2 separate regions of the Mus musculus genome follow, and region 2 is linked to region 1. The links are chromatin loops, found by intact Hi-C in ENCODE. Cell type or tissue: heart. All regions are shown on one strand.

Evidence for each region. A loop is a pair of places that touch in the nucleus more often than their neighbours do. Peaks named below come from ENCODE experiments on the same cell type or tissue, not always from the same donor. Only the 100,000 strongest peaks of a DNase experiment are listed, where the experiment ranks them.
Region 2: a loop joins it to region 1, with 2.0 times the contacts of the local background. A loop is called at or near these places in 10 of 42 quality-filtered maps.

Annotation. Positions count from the first base shown.
Region 1 is chr15:67,035,527-67,043,526 of GRCm38, reverse strand. It overlaps Gm31342 (a long non-coding RNA gene), which reads right to left and starts at 3,934. Exons shown (of 3, transcript XR_384160.3): 1 at 3,274-3,934; 2 at 2,697-2,917; 3 at 419-458. In heart, a CTCF peak has its summit at 1,190; DNase peaks (open chromatin) are centred at 3,076 and 3,976; H3K4me3 peaks cover 1,562 bases; H3K27ac peaks cover 1,765 bases.
Region 2 is chr15:66,980,323-66,988,322 of GRCm38, reverse strand. It overlaps Gm2895 (a long non-coding RNA gene), which reads right to left. Exons shown (of 3, transcript XR_875396.3): 2 at 330-670. Among named protein-coding and RNA genes, the nearest start is that of Gm2895, 15 kb to the right of the region's middle. In heart, no CTCF peak of the experiment used is centred here; a DNase peak (open chromatin) is centred at 3,312; H3K27ac peaks cover 1,330 bases.

The sequences.
Region 1 (8,000 bases):
TGGGATTAACAACAACTGTGAAGATCTGAGTTCTAATCCCCCAAACCTATATAAAATCGGATGTAGTAGTTCCTACTGCTAATCTCAGCACTCCTACAGAGATGTGGGAGGCAGAGACAATCACTGGAAACTGTGGTACAACAAGCCTGGTGCACACAATGAAAGGAAGAAACTGCTTCAGATAAGTCAAAAGGTTAAGACCAACACCTAAGGTTATCCTCTATAGTGGTTTGTATATGCTTGGCCTAGGGAGTGGCACTATTTGGAGGTGTGGCCTTGTTGGAGTAGGTGTGCCACTCTAGGCGTGAGTTTTAGTACCTTATTCCTAGCTGCCTGGAAGTCAGTATTCTGCTAGCAGCCTTCAGATGAAGATGTAGGACTCTCAGCTCCTCCTGCACCATGCCTGCCTGGATGCTGCCATGTTCTCTCCTTGATGATACTGGACTGAACCTCTGAACCTGTAAACCAGCCCCAATTAAATGTTGTCCTTATAAGAGTTGGCTTAGTCACGGTGTCTGTTCACAGCAGTAAAACTCTAACTAAGACATTCTCCAATCTCCATTTGTGCAAACACACACACACACACATACATACATACACACACACATACACACACATATACACAGACAGAGACAGAGACAAAGACAGAGAGATTCCTTTCAAGGGCTTATATACATCCTCTAACTAGACACACATCTTGACATTCCGACCAACCACTGAATGACACTCCCATCTGCTGCCCAAGTTTTCAACACATGAACCTTTAGGGGGAACATTCTACATTCCAGATTCAATATGAAACAGGCTAAATCTAGAAAGGGGGATTTTGCATGTAAATCATGAATATTCATATTAACCACATTAGGCAAAACATACCAACATACCTTGTGTGTGTGTGTGTGTGTGTGTGTGTGTGTGTGTGTGTGTGTGTGTGTTCACCCACATATATATGCTCATGTGTGCCAGAACTTGTAGAAAGCCAATATCTGAATAGGGACTCTTATGGATCAAGATCACTCAATTAGAATGTGATGTTGGAGGATGTAACATGGCCTTTCCTGGCTCTGGAACACTGACCAACACAGTGATACACTTATGGAGAGGGTCTGGCTCAATTGGCCCAGGTGGCCTGAGCTGTGCCTACTGGGCCTCTGCATCCACCAAAAGCAGGCAGCACTACTGCACCCTGCCTCTTGGGGTGCCCTTCCACTCTGACTCTGAAAGGTTCCAGATCTTTGCAGTGATGAGTTTTGAGTATCCAGGAGACCAAAACAGGCGAAATATGCCTGGCAGGTTATGAGATGAGTTCTGTTTGTAGTGAAGAATACATTCCTGTTGTCCCTACATTTGTTTGACCTGTCTGCACCAGATTTGCTTGATCGAATGTGGCAGAAGGTACAAGGGCAGGAAATACATCAAGATGTATGCTTGCCCTTGATTGGACCTGGTGGGAAATGTGGTGAATTATGGGTTTTACCTTTTAAGTCCCAGCAAAAAAAAAAAAAAGTGATTTGTGACCATTTTCCTGGGAACCAAGGGGTAGACCTGGCCAGAGTCCATCTTCCTGGCATGTATTTAATTAAAGTTTGCTTCAAATTCGGCTTTAAATTGTGGTAGTGATCGTATTCTCGAGCGGTGAACCAATAACCATTTTTCCAGTTCAAACAGGGACTGAGGAGCAGGGCGGAGAGACGCAGGGATTGGTGCCTGGTACACAGGAAAAGGCAGGAAGTCACTGGTGCCAACAGCTGCCACAGCTACCAAGCTGTGGGTCATCATGGGTGACATCTTACAAACCTACTGAGAGTGGCTTCACAGACTGTTCTCCTTACTAGGTGACTCTTTCTTTGACATTGTCTGTGTGGAGCCCCTCCCCAGACACCCTGCCTGCTCTTCTCTCTTTAGTCAGTTCTTCGCACTGTTATTACTGTGACAGCAGCTATCATTCACTCATCAAACAGAAATTTACGGACTGCCTACTATGTACCAGATACAATCTGGACCCTGCAGTTTCTATGGTTAGCAGGAGTCCAGAACATCCCTTCTCCGGAAGCCTATTTTCTGAAGGGAGGAAAGAGACTGCCAGTCACATCAATTCACATTTTATACAAAAGTAACTGTGAGACGACGGTGTCAGTGGTGAATCAGGGAACCCAGGAGGGCATGCCAGGAAGAGCGTGGGTGGCTTCTACCTGAGGTCTGCTCCTTCTCTAAATAAATCTCTTTCCTGTTGCTTTTTTTGGTCTGGGAGTAGAGGCAAGCTATAGTTTTGGCGTCAAACTCACTATGCAGTGAAGGATGGCCTTGAATTCCTGAATCTTCTGCTTCTACCTTATGAGTTCAAGAACCACTCCACTAGACTGAAATGGGGTGTGTGTGTGTGTGTGTGTGTGTGTGTAGGCGGGTGCTGCACGGAGGTATCCCCATGCAGAGGCCAGAGGAGGACATTGGTTGTGGGGACTTCGGGTGTCCTGTCCAGCCACACCCTGCTAGAGATTTGAACTCGGGTCTTTATGGATTTGCAACAAGCACTAGAACCCACTGAGTTCTCTCTCCAGCTTCCTAAAACTATTTTTTTTTTAGCTTTCTCCAAAATGAATCAGTATTTAAAAACAGAAGCTGTTTCCCCTCTAGAGAATTTACCCTCTCTGAAAACGGGACAGGAGAGAAGGCAGAGGTACCTGCCTAGCACTTACCCTGTGGCTGTGACTTTCATTGAAACGTTGTTGACAAGGTGGGGGTGTGTTGCTGTCTGCTGCAGTTTTAAGAACTAAGCAGTGGGCCCATCATTCTCTGGCTACCAAGTACTCAGTCATGAGGGAAACTGGATGGCTGTCCTGGGTGGGGGTTTTCCCATGCACCTTCAGCTCCACAGAGGAATCCTTGCTTCCAGCTACCTTGTGTGTGGGGCCCTTCCCTGGAAGAATGGCAGAGTGGTAACGTTCCGGAGTTCTTGGCCTAGACTCCAACCCCACCCCAAACACCTTGTTGAGCCAGCATTGTACAGCCTAGCCTCTCCCCAAGTCCTATGACTAGTCCTGATAATTTCCTCTCTGCAGCATGTGGAGCTCTGGGAATCTCTCATCTAGCGGCAGTTTATCTAGATCTCTCCCCACCCCACCCCCACCCGCACCGCTCTCAGCAGTTCCTCCACCTGGCAGTCAGCGTCCTAAGCCCACCATTCCCCAGGGGCATCCCGGTACCCAGACGCAAAGGCAGTCTAAGCGCTGAGCGAGGAGAGCCAGACCGGAGCAAAAACCGCACATCCTATACCTTTGACAGTAGTTCACTGATGGAGGAAACTTCCAGAATCCAGCCTCAGAATAGCAGGCTTCAAATCCCATCTCTGTTGGTTTCCAGTTCCTGGCTGTGTTAACGTACTTATCTGAACTTGAGAAGAAGGGTGTGGGACCCTATATGTCCTATATATATACTGAAATGTACCTACTTAGCAGTCATGGTAGCTCAGTTTCTGGAATGTAATAGATTTGGCTGAAACAAAGTTACAAATTCAATTCCTTTGCCACATGTCAAGATTATGGTGTCTTTACTCCCTCAATTTCACCTCCCTTTTCTTTACCTCAGCTTTCTTTCTCTAAAATGGGCAAGAGGGATCTGAGTCGGACAGTGATTCACCCTAACACCCCAGCCAGCAGCACGGGGTGGAGGGGGGGATAGGGAGGAAGGGGGAAGCGAGGATGGCGGGGGCGGTGAGAAGCAGTTGTCTCACGTAGCTATGCAAAACTACTACGGGCAAGGCAGGTTACTTTCACTTTGCAGGGGCTTCAGCTCAGTGGCCTTGATTAAGCTTATAGAGAGGGAGAGAGTTGAGAAGGGAGGAGTTTCCCAAGCCCCTGCTGAGAAGAAAGAGCGGCTGCCTTGTCCGTGTACAAACTTCTAGGGTGCAGGTGTCAGGCTGCACGTTCCAGCCCTCCCCCTACCACCGCCCATTGTGGATCTGGCCAAGCTCAGTCCACTTCCGGCCTAGTGATTTCTGGGAGGGTGTGAGCTGCAGCACATCTCTCTTGAAGTGGGCGTGGCTGCCGGAGGAGCCACCGCCCTCCTGGATCTTCAGACCGCAGCCTTCCACTTCTCCAGCTTGGGAAGGTAGCCGCGAAGCAGGGACAGAGGAAAGAATACACATATCCCAGAGTAGCAGCCAAGGGCCCCCTTGAGGTTCTAGAGCTGAACCCACACCGCGCCCCCTGCTCTTTCTAGAGTTGAATCCACAAGAGAGAAAGTCTCTATTACAGGGCCCCTGAAAAGGAGAGACATGGGCAAGGCTCTCCATTCTTGTTCTTCCTGTGGTTTCTTGCAGATCTTCAAACAGTCCTTAACTGTCTGTGCCTCTCTCTCTGGGGACCTGGGACACAAGCCATGCAGAAGGCAAAGCACTCTATGTGGGAAGGGGCCAGCACGGATGAGAAGATAGCCTGCCAGTGACCCCTGCCACCTCCCATCTCAGTAGGATTTGGAGGCTGATAATACCTCTTTATGCTCCTTCCCTGCCACGTGGGTGCTCAGCCAAAAGGACATGGGAACACCACCTCCCCGTTTGTATGACACAGAACGTGCTCCCATCTAGCTGGCGTATGGTCATCCATCATTTTATTCCTTGACATATTTATTTGCCTACTTGTCTTGACCCTGGGCTGGGCCCTAACTTCTTCCTGGGCCTAACACTTCTTAGGTGGCAGAGAGGATGAGGAGACCACCAGACCAGTGCAGGTTGCTACAAACCAGTCCAACAGTTCCCATGTGCTGCCCACCTAAGGTATATCCCAGGCTCCTCTGCACAGGAAGTCCCTGAACATTCAATCAGCAACTAGGGGAGAGCACAGACGGAAGAAGGCTGAGAAAGCCTTTTCTGCTATTTTTTCCCCACAGTCATCTGTTTAGAGGATGACTGGCACAGAGAAAAGAACTCAAGGGTGGTGGGAAGCTATTTGACATTTGTGGGCATCTCAGATCCACTCAGAGACCAAGACATCCTCCCATTCCTCCCTGGTTAATATCCACTCCCAAGAGATTACCCAGCTTCTTGGAGTTGGGATGTAGCTCAGTTGCTAGAGTGCTTGCCTGGCATGCCCAAAGCCCTGAGTTTGATCCTCACTCAGCATCACAGAAACTAGGCACTGTAGTGGAATTCTGTTATCCCAGTACTTGAAGGTAGACGCAGGAGGATCGGAAATTCAAGGTCATCCTTGGCTATATGGCAAGGCTACCTGAGCTACATCATACTCTCTCTTTTAAAAAGACCTCCCTCCCATTGATGCCTCACCTGCTCTTGAACCTCGTCTAAATGAAGAATATGACGACTCTTTTCAGCCTCCTTCCCACTGGCCAGTGCTCAGCCTTTTCTCTGCCCTAGGGCCCACCACCTCTTGGGTAGGCCATCAGAGGTTCTTGAAGGTGTGCATAAGGGGGCCATAAGCAGGGTTTATTCACCTTTATGTTGTCCACCACATTGTGAGTGACTGAAACCCATGCAGATGTATTACCTCACTTCTCTGGAGAGGTCAGCTGACTGAAGGGGGTGTTTCTAGAAAAAAAAGGTGTGTTAGTTTGTTTCTTCAGGCTTCGTGGGGATCCACTTGCTAGGTGCTTCTAGCTTCTGGTGGTTCATGCATGCTTCTATTCCATGCCCTTCCTCCACCCACCATCTGGACCTGTGGTCACCCTTCTCTTTCCCTCAGATTTCCTCACACTGTTGCCATCAGGGTGACTCAGGGCAATGCCCTCGTCTCAGGACCCTTAACTTAAACAAACTTGTTTAAAGTCCTTTTACTATATAAGGTAACATATTCCTAGTCTCGGGTGAGAACATAGACTTCTATTTAGGGGAGAGGCATGGACACAGTTCAGCCGTGACTCTGACCCCTGGGAGCACCCATCTGCAGTTATGAAACCATCAGCCCAGTGAGGGTCCCCAAGGCTTTGCTGAGTTTGCAGAAGGTGGCATTTTGCTCTCCTGGGATCGGTTGCCCACAGGGTACAAGCCAAGGCTGCTACAAACCCTGTGAGTGCTTGAGGGCAGTGTTCCTGACTCTGAGGACATCAAAGAGGAAGGAGAGTATGTCATGTGACATACATGTGCACAACACGCATGTGCACACACACACTGTGCATGCACATGCAAGCATTATACATATACGGTATACACATACATATAACATGCATGTACACATGCAGATATATACATACAAATATAACATATATATGTATATGAGCATGTACTTGTGGGGTATTCTCAAGTCTGTGTATAATTGTCATGGGGCCTGAATATGGTCATGCCTGCATCTTCTAGTCCTTCCACATTTCGGTCACTGGAGCTGCCATGTTTCCCTGGGGCTGGAGACTGCCTGAGTTGATTGAAGAAACCTTAGGAACATGTGCCTGTAATGCCATTCATGGGAAGACTCTAGGCTCAGGAGAAAGCTGAGCTTGTGACTGTGGCCACATTCCCACTTGCGGACTTCTCCACAGTCTCCCTAGATCCCTGGCCTTGCTTGCACTATGCATGCTCCCCTCACTCATTCCATTGTGCCTTCCTACTTCATAGACCTGGAGTCCCCCAGCAAACCCCACCAGTCATGCAAGTGGGGGACCTGGTCCCTAGCTGCACTCATTCTTCCTTTCAGAGTATTGCCCACATTCCTGGCTCCTACCTGGTTTCTATGCTCACTAGACTTTCACACAAGACATCCCTGTCTTGTCTCTGAAGATAACCAGTCCTGTTTCACAGAACAGAAGCCAGAGGCTCTGTTGCCTGCCCACTGTCACCTCCCAAGTTCCTGTCAACGCCATTCCTAGAGTTAGATCTGGTCCTGATCTGGGGCTGCTCCCAGGGTGACTGGCTCTGCTGTGCAGGGGCACTGGCCTCCTGTGAACAGCTTCTAAATGTTCCCCACACCCTCCATAGGATGATCTCCCAATGGGACTACTTGTTACAGCCTAGAATGTACCCTCTAAAACTTGATTGGCAGGCTGGCTGTAGTCCATATTCAGCCACAGTAGGCCCTGTTGATGCTATACATTTTAAGCTTCCTCTTTTCTTCTACCCCCAGTCCTTTCTTCCTCCTATTCCTCTACCCCTCCTTCAATCCCTCTCTCCACCCCTCCTTTCTTCCCTCTCCCTCTTGATCTCCCTCCTCCTCTGTTTTCTGCCCCTTCCCCCCATCTTCCGTTTTCAATTCCTTACCCCTCTCCTCGGCAGCTTTGCTGTGTGTTTCCAACCTGTGATTTAAAACCATCTTAAGGTCTCCACTTAGCTGGCTCTGGGGAAAGTATTGCCTGGCAGAGTGTAATGGTTTTAAAAACAGAGCGAAGACTCCAGGTGAAGCAAGCAGCAGGACCCTAAATGACTATAATTCTGGTGTCCAGCCTGTGATAAGGCTGGCTCTTGGGTGGCTCCTTCTCCATCGGTAATGATGGTGCTAGGTAATAAGAACGTAAGTCTTCAATGTGGAAGGTCAGTGGAGCTTAGGAACATCCAGAAGTCACTGTAGCTTGGGGAAGCTTCCAGGAAGTCCCTGAAGGATTTGAATCTGAGTTACAGAGAAGAACATTCAGGAGAGGTCAGGGGTGCAGAGCATGAGATGGTCTAGGAATGACCAGAGATTAGGGAGTGTGACCTCCCTGCTGGTCTGTTCTTTTCTTGGCCCTGATGTGCTGCTATCTCTGTCAGACACCATACAACAGTGGTTTTCAACCTGTGGGTCACAACCTCTTGGGGGTTTGGATGACCCTTTCACAGGGGTTGCATATCAGATACTTGCATATTAGATATTTACATTACGATTCACAACACTATCGAAATTACAATTATGAAGTATCAATGGAAATAATTTTATGGTTGGGGATCACCACAGCATGAGGCATTGTACTAAAGGGTAGCAAACATTAGGTAGGTTGAGAGCCACTGGCAAAGAGGTCTAGCTGAGGCCAGAACAAGTTAGCAAGGTGCTCTGTGTCACTTGCGTACGAAAAGTTATTGTGCT
Region 2 (8,000 bases), 55 kb after region 1:
CTAACCATTGCATCCTATCTTTACCAGTGTTAAGCAGGAAGTAGATTAATAGATGCATTCTTTTCCTTTAAGTATATTTCCTGGAAGCCTTCAACCATTTCTGATTAATTAGTCAAAATACATTCACATTGTAAGGGCATCAAGAAGCATGGTTTATTTCAGGTTCGAATGAGCTTAAAAGTCAAATGTCGCCAGGGGCGGGAGAATGAATGAAGATTTGTGATTCTTTTAAGTGATATGGATCACAAAACAAGGGCGTTAGGAACTCATCTGCCCATTTCTACTAATGTATTCATTATTCTTAAAACAAATCCACATGAAGGGCTTACCTGTACTCCTCTGACTCCCCCGCCTAGAATCCAGAGTGACCAACATCTGTCCTGAATGAGTGTTGGCTTTGTAGCTCTGGTGGTTCCCAATGCTTCAGGAAGCCTAGGGTGGTCCATCACAGTTTTGGGACTTTGTTCCAGACATGTTTGCCAGTAGGATGCTCAGCTAGACTCTGTCAGGATGTCTCTGGGGCCTAAGGAAAGGAAGGCGCTTCCATCTGTTCTTCCTCTTAGAGATTACAGTCACCAACCGTAGTTGTTCTTCAGAATCCATGGGGAGGAGTCTACCAGGCTTGGGTAGAAAGGAACCTTGTCTTTTAGGCATCCTGTCTGCTTTTCTGCTGCAAAGGAGCAGAGGGGAAGGTCACTGACCTTCTTGACTATGGAAAAAGATACCAAAATACCAATTTGAGCATCAAAGCATGGGACTTTGAGATACTCAGACATGGGGGTGCTATTGGGGAACTCTGAGGGGCAGCACTATTCACAGAAACCTACAACTCCTGACAGCCTTTGCTTTGACTATGTACTGTCTTAGGATATCTATTGCTGTAATGAAACATCAGGACCAAAATCAACTTGCAGAGGAAAGGGTTTGTTGCATCCTGCACTTTATAGTCCATCATGCAGGGAAGTCAGGGTAGGAACTCGAGGCAGGTACCTGGAGACAGGAACTGATGCAGAGACCATGGAGGATGCTGCTTACTGGCTATCTGTCCATGGCTTGCTCAGCCTGCTTCCTTCTAGTATTCAGGACCACCAGTTCAGGAGTAATATTATCCATCATGCTAGGACCTCCCACACCAATCACCAAGCATGACAATGCACCATAGGCTTTTCCCATAGGACAATTTGGTGGAAGCACATTCTTAGTTGGGGTTCCTTCTTCTAAAATCAATTCTAGCTTGTGTCCAGTTGACATAAAAACTAGCCAGCACAGGCATCCTTCTCCAGACCCAGGGTCACAGACCTCTGTGACACTGTCACCCTGTGGAGGAACTCTCTGTGATAGGCAATGCATGGACTTTGGGGGCTCCAACGTGGGATGAAATCTGGGCTCTCTCTTCTCCTAGCTGTGATATAAGCTGAACTGTGTCCCTTAAATTTATGAGATGAAGTCTAATTCCCAGGACCTCAGAATGTGACAGGGGCTATTTCAAAAGTAAATTCAGTTAAAATGAAGTTAATGAGGTGAGCTAATCGAATAGGATTGGGGTATATAAAGGATGGAATTTGGATACTGTCAGGTACTTCAAGAGCAAAGGCTGCTTGAAGATGTGAGAAGTGAGGGCTATCCTTAAGCCTCGGGAGGTACCAGCACTGCTGAAGCCTTGACCTTGCACTCCAGACTTAAGAACTGCAGGAAATGCATTCTGATGATTACACCACTACTGGAAATACTTAGTCACCATTGCGCTAGGAGCTGACAATTAGCATGACACTTGTATACAATCAGACTGTTCTGAGACTCCAGGTATGGAAGGTTCTTGGTGCAGGGTCTAGCCTCTGTAGGCTGTAGCTGGACGTTTGGCTACTTTGTGGGTTCTTCTTTCTTCTATCCTTATTCTACCCTTTCAATCCCCTAACACTTGGTACGAGAGAAGAAAAGATAGAGGGAAAAGAGGGTGACGTTATCATTAGGCTACTTCTTGCTGATTATGGGCATCTAGGTCCTTGGGGGCAAGTTTCATCTTAGCTGTCAGGATATCTAACAACAACAACAACAACAACAACAACAACAACAACTTTCTTCTTCTTCTTCTTCTTCTTCTTCTTCTTCTTCTTCTTCTTCTTCTTCTTCTTCTCTTCTTCTTCTCCTTCTTCTCCTTTTTCTCCTCCTTCTTCTCCTTTTTCTTCTCCTCCTCTTCCTCCTCCTCTTCCTCCTCCTCTTCCTCCTCCTCTTCTTGCTCCTCCTCTTCTTCTTCCTCCTCCTCCTTCTTCTTATTTCTTCTTTGTGCATGACTACTTAACAAATCTCAACAAGACAGTAACCAATCACTAACCAGCAATACACCAATCAAAGCACTAGTATTTATATATCCTCTGAAAAGTCCCCCAAATTCCAAATGTCACAAAGTCACAGGAACTATCGGCTGCTGGCAAAATCATGTCCCTGCTAGAGCATGAGACAAATCATAGTTTGCTGATGTAGGTGATCTGAACCAGCCCCATATCACACACCTGGGGTTTAAACAAAAACATATTCTTATAATATTACAATGTTTTCAAAGAAACCAAAAATTCTCACTATAGTGGTCACACACTATAATTATGCCAATTGATATCACCCAACTTGGTATTCTTACCCACTCATGACCCATCCTATAGTCCCTTTCTCTGGTATTCAGTAGGACAGAAAACTTTGTTCATAGTAGTGGACCCCATTGGAGAATTGTCTTGCTTGACTGAATGAAGGCTGCCCCAATGTTCAATGGAAGAGACCAGGCTAAAATCCCTGCATAGCAGAGTAAGCTGTGTGTCTCTGTGTGTATTGATTTATGATGTCTGGATGCCCATGTGTGTGCTTCACTCCCTGTGTGTGTGTGTGTGTGTTTGCGTGCATGCATTTGCATGTATGTGGATATGTATATGCATGTGCATGTGGAGGCCAGAGGACAACATCAGGTATTGTTCTTCAGATACCATGCACATTGTTTGTTGAGATAGTCTCTCTTTTATTGGCCTGGGGCTCATCAAGTCCATGAGTCCCAGGAATCTGCCTGTTTCTATCTTCTCACTGCTGGGATTACAAGCATGAGCAACCATGCTCCTACAACTACTTTACTGACCGATCTAACTACCCAGGCCCTTGAACTACAAATGTTTAAGACCAGAACTAAACTGTTAGTTGATGCTTGTGTTTGGAAATGATAGGTTTCTTTTGAGGGTGGGGGCAGGGATGCTAACAGCCACCCGCCCAGCAGGCAGCCAAACCAGACGCACCTGGCTTCAGGCCAGAGGTTATCCGTATGTCAGGAGGCTGTGCAGACTGTGTGGGGAACGAGGCAGACGAGAGGGACGTGAGGGAACACACAGGCAAGCCAGTGCAAGGTACTGGCCCTGCCCAAGGAGCTGGCAGCTAGCAAACTTTGTAGCTCAGCTGCCAAGGCACTCAGAGCCTGCACCCAGAGAGGTAGATGAGTTGTTTTGAAGTTGAGAGCACAGCACACTGAGGCTGAGTATTGTTTAGAAAGAGATCTACCTTTAAACCAGGTGACCTTCTGACCTTTCAGAGTCAGCCTACCCACCAGAGTCTGGCTCCCCTCAGGGCCCACAGTCTCTAAGTGGAGCTCCACTCCACACTGTCCTATAGGAGTGCTCTCTAAAGGGCTTTTCCTGCCCTTGTTTATTACAGGATCCTCAGTATCCTGATTAAAAACCCATGCAGATTACTCAGCAGTCACCGTCACTGTCCCCACCATTTCCAGTCACTGGTGAGAAAAACCTTAGGCCAGAGAGGTCTTTTGACTCCAAATTCCAACATGGGTTTTTCTTGCTCTGTATAGGATATCAACTTTCCACCTAAACCCTCCCTTCTTTGTTCCTGGTCATCGATCACACAGCTCCCTGATTTATAACTGCAAAGCCAGATGTGGAGTTCTGCTCAGCTCTCTGGATTGCTTTGCTCTCAGCTTTTGGCCATTAGTCTGCTAAGAGGGCCATCTGGAAATCGTGGAAGAGGATTGCGTCCAAATCTGGGGGGTTCCCAGAGAAGATGGGTTTTTGCCATGAGCCATGCTGGAGGCTAGAGGCAGCCATTTCAAGCCAACATTTACTAAGACTCTATGACATGTAGTCTGACTGATACAGTCTGCTGCCATGATAAAATATCCAGACAGCAAGCAACTTAAGGGAGAAAGAGTTTATTTCAACTCCCTTTTCCAGGTCACAGTTCCCACTTCTGTATCACTGGGAGAAGTCACAGCTGCAGAAAGCTGAGACAGCTGTTCATAACATCCACAGTCAAGATCAGAGAGAAATGAACACAGGTATGTTGCTTGCCTGTTTGCCTATGCGTTGCTCAATTTCTCCACGTTTCTAGAGTTTAGGACCTTCTATCTAGGGAGTGAGGCCTCCCATAGTGGACTGGGTCCTCCTACATCACATCAATTAACTTAGTTAAGATCCTCCCAGACATGCCCACAAGTCAACACAATATAAACAATCCCTCTTTGAGGCTATTCTCAGGTGACTCGAGGCTGATGACTCAAGCTGACAGAGCTACCAAACACGCTGGCCAAGGAGGGTGTAGGGACATTCTCCTGACCAGGAGGTTTTTCTCCAAGAGCCTCCTTCTGGCAGAGCAGACCTTAGAACAGAAAATGAACTGACCATGCGATGTCCCAGAAAGCCTTCAGAGACCCCTGGACAGCAGAGACTCCACCCATAATAATGTCCCTATGGAAGGAAGGAAGGAACGATCTCTGAGAACACAGTGGTCTAGACCTCCTACTCCAGGAAGTGATTTCCATACACTTCCTTCCCTCATGTACCCATCTCATCTTCTATAGGCTTCTTCTTCAACCTTAACTGGCTGGAAATAAAACTGCCCCTGAATCAGGAACTGCCCTTCACCTCTGTTTAACGGGATAAAGTATTTTGTTTTGATCTGCCTTCCCACCCTGAAGAGCTTACTAAGGAATCACTCTGAGTCAGTCTAGATAGAATTCTCTAGGCCCTTGAATCAGTAGATTAGTAAAACTTTTCTTTCATAATAGCAGTGTGTTTTTTGACTAGCCCAGCAGCAAATGGCTACCTGGACTATGGGGCTATATGACCTCTCTCTTCATTTTATCTGAGTTAAGCGTTGTTGCATGAGGCAGCTCATGTCAGCAAAACATGGACACTCATCCACACCAACTTCAAGGAAACAAAGAAATGGAGGTTATCTGATTGGCCTTTTGTTGTTTATGGTGGTGGTAGTATAATGAAATTCTGGAGGCTGGGTATTAGTAAAGCAAAACGATTATCTTGGCTCAGAAGTTTCTCCTGGCCCCAAGACCCTATTCATGTAGCACCTACATCCTCAAGTCTCCCCTGTCCGTGTGGACCTCATGTATTGATGGTTGTCTCATACAGGGGTGCAGGGCACTGTTACAGAGATGGGGATGGGGAACTCAGGCCTCCAAGCCTGGTGTTTAAGAAATATCTGCTATGGTGTGACTGGCTCATATCCATGCAAACTTATGACCAGGCTTCAGTCTTGAATACAATGTCTGAGAAGGAGCCTAGTGAGAGGTGCTTAATCATGGTAGTTTCCCCTCCCAAGGACCCAGAATCACCCTCAAGCCCTGTCTCATGGAAGGGTCTCCACTACTCATAGCATCCAAAGGCTTGCAGCATCTCGAAACAGAACCTTAAGAATGGATTATTGGCATTTTGTAGGAAGGAGCAGATTCTTGCTCTATAGGACTGGCCTGATTACCTCTGGGTCAGACTGGTTCGTTTTGGGGGATTGGGGTTGAAACAGGGTCTCAGACTATATCAGGCTGCCTGGAAACTTTTGTTAGTCCATCTGCCTCACATCTTTAATGACGGAATTACTGGTGTGGAGCCCTGTACCCAGGTGCAGAGCAGATTGTTTGAAAGCAGGGTGTGCTCTTCCATGTTTGTGTACCCACAGACCACGACAGCATCGGTCTCTACGCAGGTGCAGGCGTTTTTCACGAATACCTTCCCCCACCCCTCAAGCCTCCAAACTTCTGAGCCAAGATAATCGTTTTGCTTTACTAATACCCAGCCTCCAGAATTTCATTATACTACCACCACCATAAACAACAAAAGGCCAATCAGATAACCTCCATTTCTTTGTTTCCTTGAAGTTGGTGTGGATGAGTGTCCATGTTTTGCTGACTCAGTGCCAAGTTCTCTCTGAGTGCCCAAGAGGAGTGTTCCAGCTTTCCTAAGGGCTCAGGACTATGCAGCAGGGAAGAGAGTATCCAAGGGTCCTCAAGGATGCTTGCTGGGGTTCTCAGGAGACAAGGAGAGGGGGCTGGGGACATAGCAACCCTCTTCTATTTCACTATGGAAGGGAGAAGAAATGACCTAGTTGTTCATAGCACCTGGGAACCTGCCCCATCCCAGAACAGGGTGGTTCTGTCTCCACTTTCCTTTTCCTTCCTTCTATTCTGGTATTCTTGGCACACATCTTTCATGCCTCTGGTTTTACTGAAACAAAAGCCAGCAAGGGCTGTGTCTCCATTGGGGCTCTGTAACTCTAATCTTTGGGTGGAGGTCTCTTCTCAAAGACTCTACTAAAAATACAGATGAAGTCCACTTTTGAACACGGCAGTGCGTCATCATCCCTCAGAGATCTGTCATTGGCCTTCACTGAGGGACATAGGAAACAACACCAAGAAAAGGCATTCACAGAAAAAGATGAAGGGGAGGAGAGACTGTTAGTATCTGAGGGCCAAGAAGCACGCTGTGGGATTGTGTCTCCTCACAGCATCAGAAGCTACACTCATAAAGCCTCACCACAAGCAGACAAAGCACAACAGACTTGCTCAAGTGGTTGGGAGGAAACGCACGAGGTCTCAACCCTATCCAAAGAACTACAGGCAACTAAGAAATACAGAGAGCTAGGGAAAATAGTTTTCCCCAGGAGAGAGCATACCAACTGGTATCCAATACTAAATGGCTATCCCTGAAAACATATGATACGAGTAATATTGTGCAGACTGAGGTTAACTTGAGGAATACATGTGTATATACATGTATACACATGACAAGAATTAACTTTTAAAAAAAGCGGCCATGAATTTGAAAGAAAGCAAAGATGGGTATATAGTAGTGTTTGAAGAGAGAAAAGGGAAGGGAGAAATGATGTCATTATATTATAATCTCCAAAAAAGAAGCAAAAGTAAATGAATAAGTAAAAGGACAGTTTCCTCCGGGGTTCATGACAGCAGTGCCAGCCTGGCCGCCACCTAGTCATACCCATTACAGTGGTGTTGGTGACAAACTTTGTGCCAGTTTTTCTTTTGGTATTTCCATTACAAAGGCATTAAGACTGAAGTCTAACTACGTTAGACCGTATTATCAGGGGCTCCTAGGCTTCAGGCCCAGGACTCCTTCATTTGTTCCAGCCAGCCTGGGAACGGATGAAATCCCTCAGCAGGAAGGGGTAGGTGAAATCATCAGTTTGCTGTGGAAGTGAAGTATTCTGGGGACGTCACGCCAAGTCTTCCACTGGAAAAGGACCAAGGGGGATGGCCTAAGCCTGATTCATCCAGCTGACAAAAATCTGAACAGCAAGCCAGCTCTACTTCCCAAATAGCCAGACTATCACTGAGCACACACACCTCCATTCTATTAATAAGCAGCTGGAAGAAGCCGGCCAGGGTTACTCACCTGGTGATTAAGTCTGTATCACTCCTTCAGAATCCAGGCCCACAGCTGCCTGGGGGCCAGGGAGGAGGTCGGAGCAATCAGAGTTCTGGTAGGACCGGATTTAGTCATAAGACCTTTCACCTGGGGCCAGGTGTACTCGCTGTGGGTGTCAGATTCCTCTGGGGATGGTGGCAGTAAGAGTACTGGCTTCGAGGATGTTCCCACCCACCAACACTGCCTACAAGAACGTGCTCAGAGTCACCTGCACACAGGAATTGAGGATTTGGTGACCCAGTATGGGGTTGGGGGGATCATATGACAAGTTTGGCAGGTAGCTTG